2 separate regions of the Homo sapiens genome follow, and region 1 is linked to region 2. Evidence: chromatin contacts called from ENCODE Hi-C or POLR2A ChIA-PET data. All regions are on one chromosome and are shown on one strand. Each heading gives the region's core, a stretch centred on a gene start or an enhancer-like site at or near the end of the contact. The rest is flanking DNA. Distances are from core to core; before and after follow the strand shown. Region 1 holds the start of LINC02119 (long intergenic non-protein coding RNA 2119). Region 2 overlaps WDR70 (WD repeat domain 70).

Region 1 (6,848 bases), core at 4,111-6,610, 430 kb before region 2:
CTTATGGCCCCCGTGTCTTCACTTACAAGCAATAGCCACCCTTGCAAAAAGTCACCTCACGACCCCTCAACACACTTCTCACCATTGTAGAAGAAGCTGGCTCCTGGAAACGTAGCTGAAGCAGACACTGTTGGTTTATTGGCCACCAGTCATTTCTCTCTTCCTTTACTTTTTGTTCAGGTCTTTGCCCCTCCTTTACATGACTCAGAGAGCAAATCTTCATTAATCTTAAGTAGCTGTTTCATTTCTCATGTCAGTGATTGGTTCAGAAAGAAGCCTGTTTGGGGGGTTCTAAGAAGCTGTCCTTACTTATTAAAAGAGGTACACAGAAAAGGCAGCCTCTCTTCTGTTGGACATCCTCTAGATGTCCCATAGATCACGTAAAGTCCAGACTGTCTATTCTATGGATGTCAACTACTATAAAACTGTCAAATCTCATAACTTCATAACTTTAGACTTTATTAATTCGATATTGTCTGTAAGACTGTGGCTGAACTAAATTTCATCTTTTTTCTCAACTTTTATTTTAGACTTGGGGTATATGTGCAGGTTTGTTAAAGGGTATATTGTGTGATGCTGAGGTTTGGAGTACAATTGAACCCATCACCCAGGTATTGAGCTTACTGAGAGTAAACTTCCCAATAGGAAGTTTTTCAAACCTTGTCCCCCTCCTACCCTCTCCTGTAGTCCCCAGTGTCTGTTTTTCCCATCTTTGTGCCAGTGTGTACCCAGTGTTTAGCTCCCACTTGTAAGTGAGAATAAGCAGTATTTGGTTTTCTGTTTCTATGTTATAAATTTCATCTTTGATTAAAAGAATCTTGTAAAACCAATTCACAGTGTGCATAGCATTTTAGGAAGCATTGTTAAAAAGTGAGTTACTAAGTAGGATGATGAATAAATGGATGGATGAATGACATTATATTTTGTTCATTCATTAATTTAACTATGAATTGATGAACCCTCTTCAGCTATGATTACCAAGTCCTATCTGTCATCCTGGAGGAATTGTGAAGAATCACTAAGAGTACATTATGTCAAAATAACCTTGTTGATTTGAATATGCCTTCTCCCAGAATGATGGATGAGACTAATGCTAAACACAATGAATCTGAATTTTTTCAAGGCTTTTGATATACCTTTTAGTGTGACATTTCTTTCAATAACACTTTTTGTACAAAACAATCTATAATTCAGTTTTCATTAATTAACAACAAGAACAGTCTCAATCCAGGACTGAGATTGGATTTCTTCTCAATAAGTCAAAATTCATGAGATGTAAACTTACCTTTTTGGGTAAGTACAGCATAAATAACTAGACAATGTGACAATGATTGATTCTTATTTCTTAAAGGACTAGAAGGGGACAAAGGAGGTAAAATAATGATGATGAGTTTTATGTGAATCATCAGATTTGGTCCATATGTCACAGTAGTTCCCTTCCTCTTCCCAGAAATGCTGTTGGTATTAATTTGGACATTATAAAGCAGCTGAGCTTTGGAAAGTCTGTACATCATAAGAATCAGCAAATGCACAATACAGTAATCATCACATGAGTGCAGCCTATCACAGAGTAGCACTCCTGAAAAAATCAAACAGAGGGAGGGAGAGAGTCAGGCTGGTGGGTTCATCCCTTGGACATCCTTCTTGATGGGCAATCAGCTAGTTTTAAAAATCTGGGCTCCACCAACTGGCATCGGTTGGTCAGGAGTGATTTCTTCCAATGCTGCTTCCATGATGCAAGCAAACAGACACCACTTTTGTTCCACTGTATCCCCACGCCCTGAAACTCACAAATGCCTTCTTGATGGGCTGGCTCCTGGAACTGTATAGCCCCCACAGCTGATTTCCTTTCTGGCAAGATGCCTCCTGGTAAACATCACTGGGTAAGCAAGAGGATATGTGGGTCCAGAGCACTGATATAGGGCTGTGATTCAGATTATGCCTTTGGTCATTGGTCATCATTGTCTTCAAACTGCATATTATGAACACCAATTGTATTGGGGACTGTTAGGTATGGAGGGGAAGGCTTGTTATTTTCTATTCAGGGAACAGTTATTAGAGTTTACCGTCTTCAGACTTCTATTGCTATATCTTGGGAATGAAAGGAAGAAAGGATGTGGACTGGAATCTTCTGTGCCTGGAAAATAATAAGAAACTTGATTGTGGCTCAGCTGTATCGTCACCCCTGCTCTCTTGGCTGTTGTTTACAGAACTCAAATTGGAAGATAAGCATATTCCTTATCTTAGGGCAGTTTTCTCAGATGCAGATTCTGAAATGAAGGAGAGAAGTAGAGGAAGATGGATGATGGGCAGGGAAGGGGAAAAAGCCAAGCAGGGGACCGTGGTTTATGAGAAATTTCAGAAAGGGGATGTAGGCCTGATCCTGCAGGAAAACTCCAGAGTGCGAATCATGTCTCCGAGTTTTTCCCAAACGAGGCAATGGATCCGAGCTTTCCCTCTCCTTTGCCAGTCATTGGCTAATGGCTGTGCAGGGAGGATGCAACCCCTTAGGCACTTCTGGTTTTCAGGCTTGCAGACAATGGGGCAGTCCTCTGAGAGAGTCACAAGGGTGAACCTAGAAACAAAATCACAGAGAAGCTAGGGGAAAGGCACACCAACATGGCACAATGGATCTGAGGGGACGTGAGAAGAGCAGAGAAGTGGCCACTACACTACTGGTCAGAGATGCCCATCCTTTAGCCAAAGGTTGTTCTATATAGCTGTCAATGCCTGTCACAGGAGCCTTTCAGATTATGGTTTTGTGAGAGTCAACGCTAAAACCTAAATACAATAGGATTAGTACATACGTAGTGCAAATTATAGTCTATACTTGAAAACCGATGGCCAAAATACTTTAAGGAATCTTGAAAACCATTAGAATTATTGGCATTTGATTTTGTCATTTTCTCTGCATCCCTGACCCACCAAAGTAGTCTCCTTCACTTGTTTTAGCTTGGCCAATCCTTTATATGCATAAATACATCCTCCTCCAGAAAGGCCTCCCTAATGCAGTGAGATGGCAGCACTATTACCTGCACTTCTACCATTTAATGGACACTCATGTTATTCATTTTTATGTAAATATTAATTTTCCAAACTGACTGCATGATCCTTGAAGACAGGGATTTTGCCTCATCCTTCTTCTTATCCCTACTCCTCCAGCATCCAACAGGGTGCCCTACAGTCCATCATGGCATGTGAATGAACACTTAATGATTGACAAGCAGTCAAAGTGAATGTCCAACTAGTGCTACGTGATCATTTTCATTTCTTATACTGCTTATGAAAACTGTTGATAAGATACTAATCAAAAACATATTTCATTGAAAAGAGACCATTTGCAATATATGTTACCCTTCCTGTTGAATTTCGGGGACCTTGATGTTACTCAAATTTAGACAAGAATGACCAACTCATTTCAAGATAGCTATAGATATGGATATGGATATAGATATATACACATATACACATGCACCAGAAAGGCAAGAGGTGGTGCATTAGAACAAACACGGGACTGGAATTTGGGAGATGCCAATCTCATATCAGCACTGCTCCCATCTCCTTATGAGGCCTTCCTTAGCCATTTCATACCTTTGCACTTCAGCTGAAGGAAATATACTACATGATCTCTAAAGTCTCTTCAACCCCAAAAGTTCTACTAGTTGTGTTTTCTTTATTTATGAAGGAGTGGAATCCAAGAAGACAAATATAACCCTTGCTTCAACTCTTGCTTCCTCACTGTGCTCAATAAATATGTATTCACAATGATGTTATGCCACATGTCTAATCTTGAAGTTGACTTATGGTCCACCCAGAGGGAGGAAATATGTGAAAGGATTATTAAGGGATAAGAGAAGGAGCTAACAACAGAAGACATTGTGGAAAGTTATCTATTCATTCATCAAGCATGTGTTTAGGACCTACTACATGAGAAATTGGGTTAGATCCAGGAGATCTGAAGGAGGCACAGTCCTTGCTTTTATGGAACTCCTAGATTGATACTTAGAACATTTCATTCAATTGGGAGAAAATAGTGGAGGTGATTTTGCTTTTCATTGAGGTAAACCCTACCAAAAACATTTCATTATTATTAGCTCTTCTTCCATTCATATTTTGTGCATCTGACTTTCTTTCTTTCTTTCTTTTTTGAGATGGAGTCTCGCTTCTTCGCCCAGGCTGGAATGCTATGGCCCAATCTCGGCTCACTGCAACCTCCCCCTCCCAGGTTCAAGCAATTCTCCTGCCTCAGTCTCCCAAGTAGCTGGGATTACAGGCATGTGCCAGCACTCCTGGCTAATTTTTGTATTTTTAGTAGAGACGGGGTTTCACCATGTTGGCCAGACTGGTCTCAAACTCCTGACCTCAAGTGATCTGCCTGCCTCAGCCTCCCAAAGAGCTGAGATTACAGGTGCGAGCCACCGCACCCAGCTGACTTTCCTTCTTTCTAATATTCTAAAGAGTACTGGACTCTGATCCAGCATCCCCGGTTTCTAGTTTCAGTTCAGCTGCAAACTGTGTGATCTTAGGCAACAAGGCCAACCCCCAATGCTTAGTTACCACATCTCTTCAAAGAGTACCGAACACTTGTTCCTCATGCCTCAAGCAATTTTTATCAGGACGTAAAGGTATTCAGGACAACAAAAAAAGTGTATAAGAACTATATTATATAAGATGATTTTATTAACTAGTCAACAATGATGTCATTCACCCATCTGAAGTTGCCTCTTCTCCCTCAAAGGGAAAAATATGAATGTTTAAGTTTTTTTATACAGTAATTTATTTTGCAAGTTGCATTTTTCCTTTAGTATACTGGTTTATTTTCTGCATTTTGAAGAACAATTAATCTAGTTGCTCATCAAATTACTGTACAACTTTATATATTATATTATTTCATTTCCTTATTCCAACTCAGAAAGTATGGAGATCTATTTCTATGGAATGAGGAAGGAGGATATGCTAAGTTTATTTAATAAAGACTCATGAAAATTTATCCAAAAAAATTTCCCTTCTAGGTCACAAAAATATGATCTCCTGCAAATAGCTGAATCTAAAAGACCCATCAGATGATCAGAGAGTCACTGAAAATGCTTACTAAACCAACCCTTACTCTAGAAATCAGGAAAAGAAAGAAAACTTGAAGAAGCTCAGATTTGACAATTCTGACATTTGGAAAATCAAGTCAGCAAAGAAAGCTGCTGTCAAAGAATGTGAGCAAGGCCATTTACAATGTAACCATACCTACTCATTCAGCTCTGTATCCATTCACTCTCTCCTTCAACATTCATTGAGCATCAAGCATGTGAAAGTGCTGCACTTGGTACTGAGCAGAACACCAGGCTCTCACTGAATGCTCTCATCACTGGTGGAACGGTCTATTAGCAAAATCGCAGAGCAGTGGAAAATATTAAAGCAAGATAACACCGAATTGAACAAAGCCACCTTTGAAACGCAACCTTTTAATATCAGGTTGAACAGCTCTTCCTATTTGCCCATCTGCTAACCTTTAAAAGATTCCTCTCATTGCTGATACGGCCAGTTGCCCCAGCCTGCCTTCAATAGTGCACAAAGGGCATCTTTGTTTTCCTCCCAGTGAACTCAGAGGCCAACCCAGGGAACAGTGAAATATCCAGGATGGAAATGAGGTGTCTCCGTGACAGCGGACTCCTTCTTTTGCCCCCATTTATCGAGATCAACATGACTGAGTCACCAGTAGATGAAACCAATGATTGTTTTACTCGGACTTCCCCAGAGTCACCCCCTGAGTCAGTGGGTAAACTGGGGTAAGAACCCAGCCTTGTCCTATGAGGCTGAGCGGGTCTACTATATTTATCCAGGGTCTCATGATTCTTAGTGCTTTTGCTCTGCCCTCTAATTTGCACTGTGCCTGCTATAATATCTAAACGGGAAGTTGCCAGCTAGAATGGTCATTATCCGAGAAATCTATTTAAACATGTTTATAAGGTCAAATGAAGTGGGTGGTGGATAAGCTAGACAGAAAACAAAAGCTTTGGCTCAGCATAGCCAGTGAGGCTAAAGCTAAAGAGAGAAGTGTTTTCATGTTGAATTTGCACATGGTAGAAAAAGGCAGTCTAAGCATAATTATATATAAATGCAGGAATGAGCAGTCAAAATATTAAAACGACCAAATGATTTCTATTTAAGAAGCTGGACAATGGAATTGACTTATGGTAAGTCAAGGGACTGTCTGTTTGAGGCAGCATGCCGGTATAGCAGAGCCCAAGATCAAATTTTGGAAAAGCTCCTAGTGTATCCCAACCAGTGGGAAGAGCTGGGATGATCAAGAAAGATGCCCAGAATCAACCAAAAATGACCTGGGGGAGACTTCACAATGGAATAGTGAATACTATTGAACAAGAGGGAAATAAGGAGGTGAGAAAAACACCTAATATCTCTGGGAGCCCAAGCTGGGATTCTTGTATATTTAAGACTTTGAAGAACAGCTCTCTGTACCAAAGAAATCCACATCTTAGAGTTAGGAGTCAACCATTTCATTATGTGACTGACCTCCAGGCTCTGCCAAGCCATTCTTCAACATCAAAGAGGAGGGAAGAGGGGAAAAGAAACTATTGTCATACGTCACTTAATGGTAGGGATACATTCCTTCTGAAATGCATCATTTGGCGACTTTGTCCTTGTGTGAACATCATAGTGTACTTACACAAACCTAGATGGTATAGCCTACTATACACCTAGGATATAAGGTATAGCCTATTGCTCCTACCCTACAAACCTGTACAGCATGTTACTGTACTCAATATTGTAGGCAATTATAACACAATGGTAAGCATTTTTGAATCTAAACATAGAAAAGATACAGTAAAAATACA
Region 2 (6,181 bases), core at 82-2,581:
CATCTCTTTTAGTCTTTGCTTAAATGTCATTGCTATCTAAACCACCCAATTTAAAACTGTGCCCCAGAACTCCCCTTAGTCTGCTTTTCTTTTTTTATAGCATGTATCATCTTTTAATATAATATATAACTTATTTATTAATGATGCTGATTGTCTGCCTTCCCCACTAGAACACATATTTCATGGGCAAAGATCTCAGTCAGTTTTGTTTGGCAACATATCCCAAGTGCCTAGATTAGTGTCTGGTGCTCAAAAAATGTTCACCAAAGGAATGAATTAAAAGCTACAGTTCACCCATGCCTAAATGGATTGCTTTGCTAGGTAGAGCTGGAGACAATTTTCAAATTAAAATCATTACTCCATGAGAAATAATTTGATTTCCTCATATCATTATTATACTCAGGTATCCTACAAATGTAGCAGGGTTAGATTCCTCCTAATGTGGTCCTAGAGAGAGAGAATGTACATGAATCACAGAATAATGAAAGCGGCTGTCAAAGGCTTTCAGAAATCTCAGCCACCCATAAATGGCCCAGGACAATATTAAGGGCACAGTATTAGAGTTATTTCTCTTTCTTGGTTCTCTAGAGGTCTGGCTCAGCAGTCTAAGATTACTAGTTCTCAAATATGTTTTCAAGTGAGCAGGGTGCAGAATTGGAAAAGATCCACAATGTAGGCCTGATAAATTCCAAGACATCCAGCCAAACAGGCAGTTTCCAGGGGCAGCAGGTTACTGTTACTCTCTCCCTCTTCACTGAGGGTGTAAATGTTAGAGAGAGGCAACTGCCCAAGCCAACAGACCAAGGTCCAATTGCTTTCCAGGGAGTCCAAGGACACCTCACCTCTATTCCTGTTCACATCCTGTACCCTCCAGAGCCTTTACACACACATATAGCTGATTAGTATATGTTCTTACAGAGAAGCATATTTACCCTCCTTTCATGCCGAAACAGGGAGAGGCAAATAAGACCCCTTAAACTAAACAGTCATTCCAGAGCCCCATGCACTGTGGCAATGAGTCACTAAGCAGCAAATGAGAGGCCAGTGAGCAATCTGATTTAGGCAGAGGATACTTAAGGCTCAATTACCCTAAGACCAGTTATTAATCAAATACTACAAGGATTCTAAAACACGAAATGAAGAAACAAAATTTAAAGCCAAAGGTGGGTGGGCCTTTTTTGTTTATTAATATTTATTGTGTGTGTTTAGCTAACCTTTGTAAACTTTGCAGCTAATGCGGCTCCACATTTTATCCTGTCAAGGAAATGCATCTTATAGCAGAGAGCTGGCTACCTGCCAAACCAAACAATCCCTGAGACTGCGGCAGGGCTGGGAAGCAAGCTGAGCTGCCACGCTGCTAACTTGTCAAACATACATACCGGCTTTGCTTAACAACAATGCGACACGTGCCTGCTAGAAGCCTAAGGAACCAACATCAGAAGACAGATGAGCTATAAATACTTAGAAAGAGTACAATCCCTCGATCAACCAACCACCCCAAACTTTCTTCATCCTGTTCTTGAAGAAGTGCTTCTTTACTGGGAGCGTGACACATTCAGACCTAAGGAGTCACTGAGAAATGCAGCAAATAAAGCATAGAGAGCACATTTGAATAAAAGGACCAGAGAACCAGGAAGGAACATCAAGACATGAGATCTACAGAATCAAAGAGAAAGCCCTCACATTATATCATGAGATTCCAATGGCAGAAGGCCACTGCAGTGCAAAGAACTAGGTTCTGAAATTAGTCTGCATATTTTAATAAACTTATTTGCTTAATTAAATTGACAAAGTGTTTTATTCTTACACTAATCTACTTCATTTCCTAAAACATGTGGGTTCACTAATGGCTTCCTCTAGCTGCCAAAGTTGAACTTTACATTTCAGCACAAAATGAAGCTTATTCTTTTAAACCAAAGCCCATTTTCATTTTAACCCTTTAATTTGGTAGTGGAGGGTAACCACAAATTTGCCCAAAAATAAGAGACAAGAACTGGAATAGGAGACCATAAGCATGACTAGAAGGAGTTACAAGACCTTAATGTGCTCAACAGAGAGATTTTTTTCTTCTCTGCAGAGACCAAAGAAAAAAGAGAGGGGTAGGCCGGGGAGAAAGAGAGCACGATGTCGAGCTAGCAGTGTCAAAATTCCAAAATAGGAATTTTGGAATTACCCCTTAGCAAAAGTGAAAAGACCACAAAAATTTCCAAATAATTTATTTCTGTGGTTATTTTGTTTACTTTTAGAGGAACCAGGGAAGCAAATAAGGGGAGGAGGAGAAGGAAACCAAAGAGAGAAATGATTTACATTTTAGGACATGGTAGAAAGGGAATTATTAGGTACTGGAACTTTATATTATTTAATATAATTGAGTCCTCACAAATACTACAAAATTAATAATCTCATCCCATCTCACAGATGAAGAAACTGAGGCTGTAGAGAGTGGTAACTTTCCCAAGGTCACATAATAACTCGCACATAGAGGAGCTGGGTCAATAAGCAGGTTTCTCCAACTCCACTGTTCATTCCCTTACTACTTAACCATGCAAAGCCCTATTTGGAAAGATGGGGCAGAAAGAAGGTAGCTGACATTTAATCATATCCAAACCCACCTAACCCAGTAGAAACCTTAGCAAGTTTGTATTAAAAAGGAGTTATTACTAAAATCATTTTTTTAAAAAGCCCACTAGTTCCCAGTTCACAAATGTTACTATAAAAGAAATCAATGCCTGCGTAACATCTTAGGGATCTGCAATGCACATATCTAAACAACGCCCTTATTCTACATGCTAAAAGAAAGCCAACAGCCTTCATAACTTTATACCTTAAACATGATTATGTTGAAACTCCATTTCCGGATCCTCCACAGCTGCTGACCCATACTGTAAACCAAACTCCATCTGGTTTTTTCACGTTTGGTTTTTGTCATATAGTACAAGAATGGATAAGCTAATGCAGTGATTCCCTGAACAAGCATTTTTCACAATTTTCAAATGAAAAGCCTGACACCTGTCCGTGAAGGAGTCTGTTACACAATTTTGCAGACTTGTATAGAGGCAGTCTTAGAGTTACAGACATCCTTGGGACTATCCAACACATTTGAATGGGTGTGTGTGTGTGCGTGTGTGTGTGTTTGTGTGTGCAGATTCCAGACACTAAGAAAGAAGATCAAGATGTGAACCCAAAACAAATAAAAAGAAAACAGATAAAAACAAAAAAAATACTGGAGAAAGAACTTTCTTCAGACTTCCACAAGCCCAAGATATTCTTCACAGAGAAAGAAAAACTGTTTTCTATATTAAAATATTGGGCCAGGGAAGTATGAGAGTAAAATGGGAATTGTTTCAACTTTTCCAGGCTATTTGTCCTGTCTTTGTTCCCTCCACTCTCTCCCAAAGCCTTGCTTTTCTCAAACTTGGGATGGCCTTGCCACATGCATGGGCCACAAGACTTGGCTTCATCCCTCTGAAGTTCAGGAAGCAAACATGGTGAGTAAGCCCCAGTCTCCAATAACTAAGACTCATCACCACCTCCTGATCTCTACAGATATCCCCTCAATGGAAAAGTTTAAAGGCAGACATTTTCTCTACACATCTTGCTAAGTGAGCATATGCCTCTCCTTTTCCCCTCCTCCACATTCCTCCAGTTCCAAGGAAATTCTACCATGGGCCAGACTTGTGGCAACTGTCTTTTTTTTTTTTTTTTTTTTGCCAGAAATCTTCTCAATCTTCTCCCTTCCCTATCCTGAAAAATTCTCTAATAGGCCAGATAGGAGTGCAATGGTGAAAAGAAAAAATGCCATAGTACTTTCATAAATGTGGGGGCTGCTGCAGAAAAACCAAGTAAGGGAAAGTGTTGCTTTGCACCTGTCATACACATTTGATACAGATGCATATATTATGCATTTTAAAAACTGGCATCTAATTATCAAATTAATTCCCAGAAAACTCATGGAAAATGCTTTTACTAAAATAACTCATTTACAGTCTGTGCTATAAAATAAAGGTAACCACTAAAGCAGCAAAAATCTGGAACCTGGTAGTCATCCTTGGCACTAAATGAATCCCATCTGTATCTGATAATAAACCTGCTTAAAGAATTTCATCATGAGAAAAAGTTCTCAGAGAAAATGGAAGGTCTCTTGGGAAGTAAAATTAAATACAATTTTGTTCATCTAATTCAAAACAGTAAAAGTTTGCTCCAACCCTGTTACTTGAGAAGAATTTGTGAAGGCAAAGAAGGCATAAGTAAAGACTGAAGAAAGTCTGGTAATTATTCTTATTAATGATAGTCTGTGAGTAGGAAACAAACAGGAGACTGGGAACAGGAGTCCACAGGGTGAGTGACCCAGGTGGGTGGTCGTCCTGCAAGGCAAATGACCCCAGAGGTCCCACCTCATGGGATCCACTTAGATGCAGCAGAGCTTCCCACTGGTGGGCACAGAATGGGATACCAAGATATGGTAGGTGTATCAAGATATGGAGCCCCTCATGCCTAAGAGGAGCCTGGGGCACTGGGGCTAGTCATTTCTAGAGAAGAGGAGCCTTATCTGTTTATATGACATATTATCATTTATTATGGAGACCAGGTTGTGAGAAGGCATGGGAAGCACTATATGGCTATTTCTCTTCATTTAAGACCCACAGTGTAAACCCAACTCCACCTGGTTTTTCTATGTTTGGTCTACACAGACCTGGGCTCCTTTACATTTCTTCATTTATCAACAGAGATAGGCATAAAGATAATGACCATCAATCCTATGTTTATATAAATAAAACAGTAATGCATGAAACTTTTTAAATCTCTAACTGCTAGATAAGAAATATATGTAATCAGATCTTGGAAATCATTAAGTATGTAAAACCAAGAAAACACAGGAAAAGCTGAATCTTCCTGTATAGACGAACTACGCAGGATATGTAAAATATTATTTATCTTACTATAGTACAGGTAAAGATGTTTTAAATATCATACTCTTTTATTCAGTCCTTTGGGGGTCTCACAACCCATCCTCCTACAAGACCACTATCTATCATTTCCAAAAAGGAAAAATACTATCCCGGGATGCATTTTAATTATAGAACTTGTTCTTCCCCACACTATATATAATTGTGAAAGTTTGGCCAGAATTCTGATAGAACAGCTGGAAAACTTGTTACCAAAGATCATTCATCAGATTCAGGCTGAGGGAGAAAAACTGTCAGAAAATCCTACAAGACATAAAGTCCTTCACTTGGTCCATCAGTGGGATGTGATACGGTGCTAGGGTTAGACAATGGAGCTCTAGTCATTACTGTATTATTTGTTTACACATTATGAAAAGAATAGTATCATTCTGAACATTTTTAAACATCTACAAATCAAGTTCTCTTTTTTTATATTTTATAGAGGAAGTATGTTTCTCCCTAGTGAATAAGTATTACCTAATAATAATAAGTAAATATAACATTATAATAATAAAATTAAGTACTACCTAGTGGCTGATTCCTTATCTAGCTTTGCCATTCATGGCAATCATGTCTACACAAGTTTAAATACCTATTAAATAAATTTAAATATTTATTAAATAAAATATCAAACTTTTGTGTAGAGAAGGGGAAAAAAGTTCCTGTTTAATCAAAAGGGATACACTGACTATTTCTATTGTTTCAAAGGACTAGAAATAGAAGCAGAAAAATCTTCATTTGCAAATGCTGGCACTACTAAGGAGTGGATGTTTTTTAATATAGCTTGTAATGGGGTTAAATGATACTAGGAAATGGATAAACTATTAAACTGGATAAGCCCTCCTTTTGATCCTCATTCTTTTGCTCGCGAAGTCTAAGGCAGCACGTGATTGGCCCTTCATCTCACCCTGTAACTTCCCAAATGAGATCACTGTTAAATAGGTGGTCATAGGAAAAGACACTTCACTGCAGGGTTTGAATCTGGATTCCTACAGTAAACGTTATTTCAAAGAAGAGAACATAGAATAGAGAATCTAAAAAACTGCATCTGAATCAAGAATCTGCTAGTTACAAAAAATTTATAAAGTTATTATTTTAAGAGAGAATGAGGCCAGGCGCGATGGCTCACTCATCGCCTTGGGAGACTGAGCTGGGTAGATCACCTGAGATTGGGGGTTGGAGACCAGCCTGGCCAACGTGGTGAAACCCTGTTTCTACTAAGAAAAAAAAAATTA

Evidence for each region. A loop is a pair of places that touch in the nucleus more often than their neighbours do. ChIA-PET counts read pairs that join two places held with the same protein, here RNA polymerase II (POLR2A).
Region 1: a map of HepG2 shows a loop between it and region 2 (10-fold over the local background). The contact joins the promoter of LINC02119 here to the enhancer-like site in region 2. A Hi-C loop is called at or near these places in 1 of 168 maps with a recorded cell type or tissue (HepG2). POLR2A ChIA-PET finds 5 or more read pairs at or near these places in 1 of 52 experiments (WTC11).

Annotation. Positions count from the first base shown.
Region 1 is chr5:38,146,992-38,153,839 of GRCh38, reverse strand. It overlaps LINC02119 (long intergenic non-protein coding RNA 2119), which reads right to left and starts at 5,360. Exons shown (of 2, transcript NR_134272.1): 1 at 5,239-5,360; 2 at 125-2,575. All of the region lies in intron 2 of LINC02107 (long intergenic non-protein coding RNA 2107), which reads right to left. RefSeq lists a silencer at 5,479-5,773.
Region 2 is chr5:37,712,866-37,719,046 of GRCh38, reverse strand. All of the region lies in intron 13 of WDR70 (WD repeat domain 70), which reads right to left. Among named protein-coding and RNA genes, the nearest start is that of GDNF-AS1, 120 kb to the left of the region's middle. RefSeq lists a silencer at 1,166-1,460. Within about 2 kb of position 1,331, at least 7 of the 41 ENCODE cell types and tissues checked have a DNase peak (open chromatin) inside an H3K27ac peak, as active enhancers do.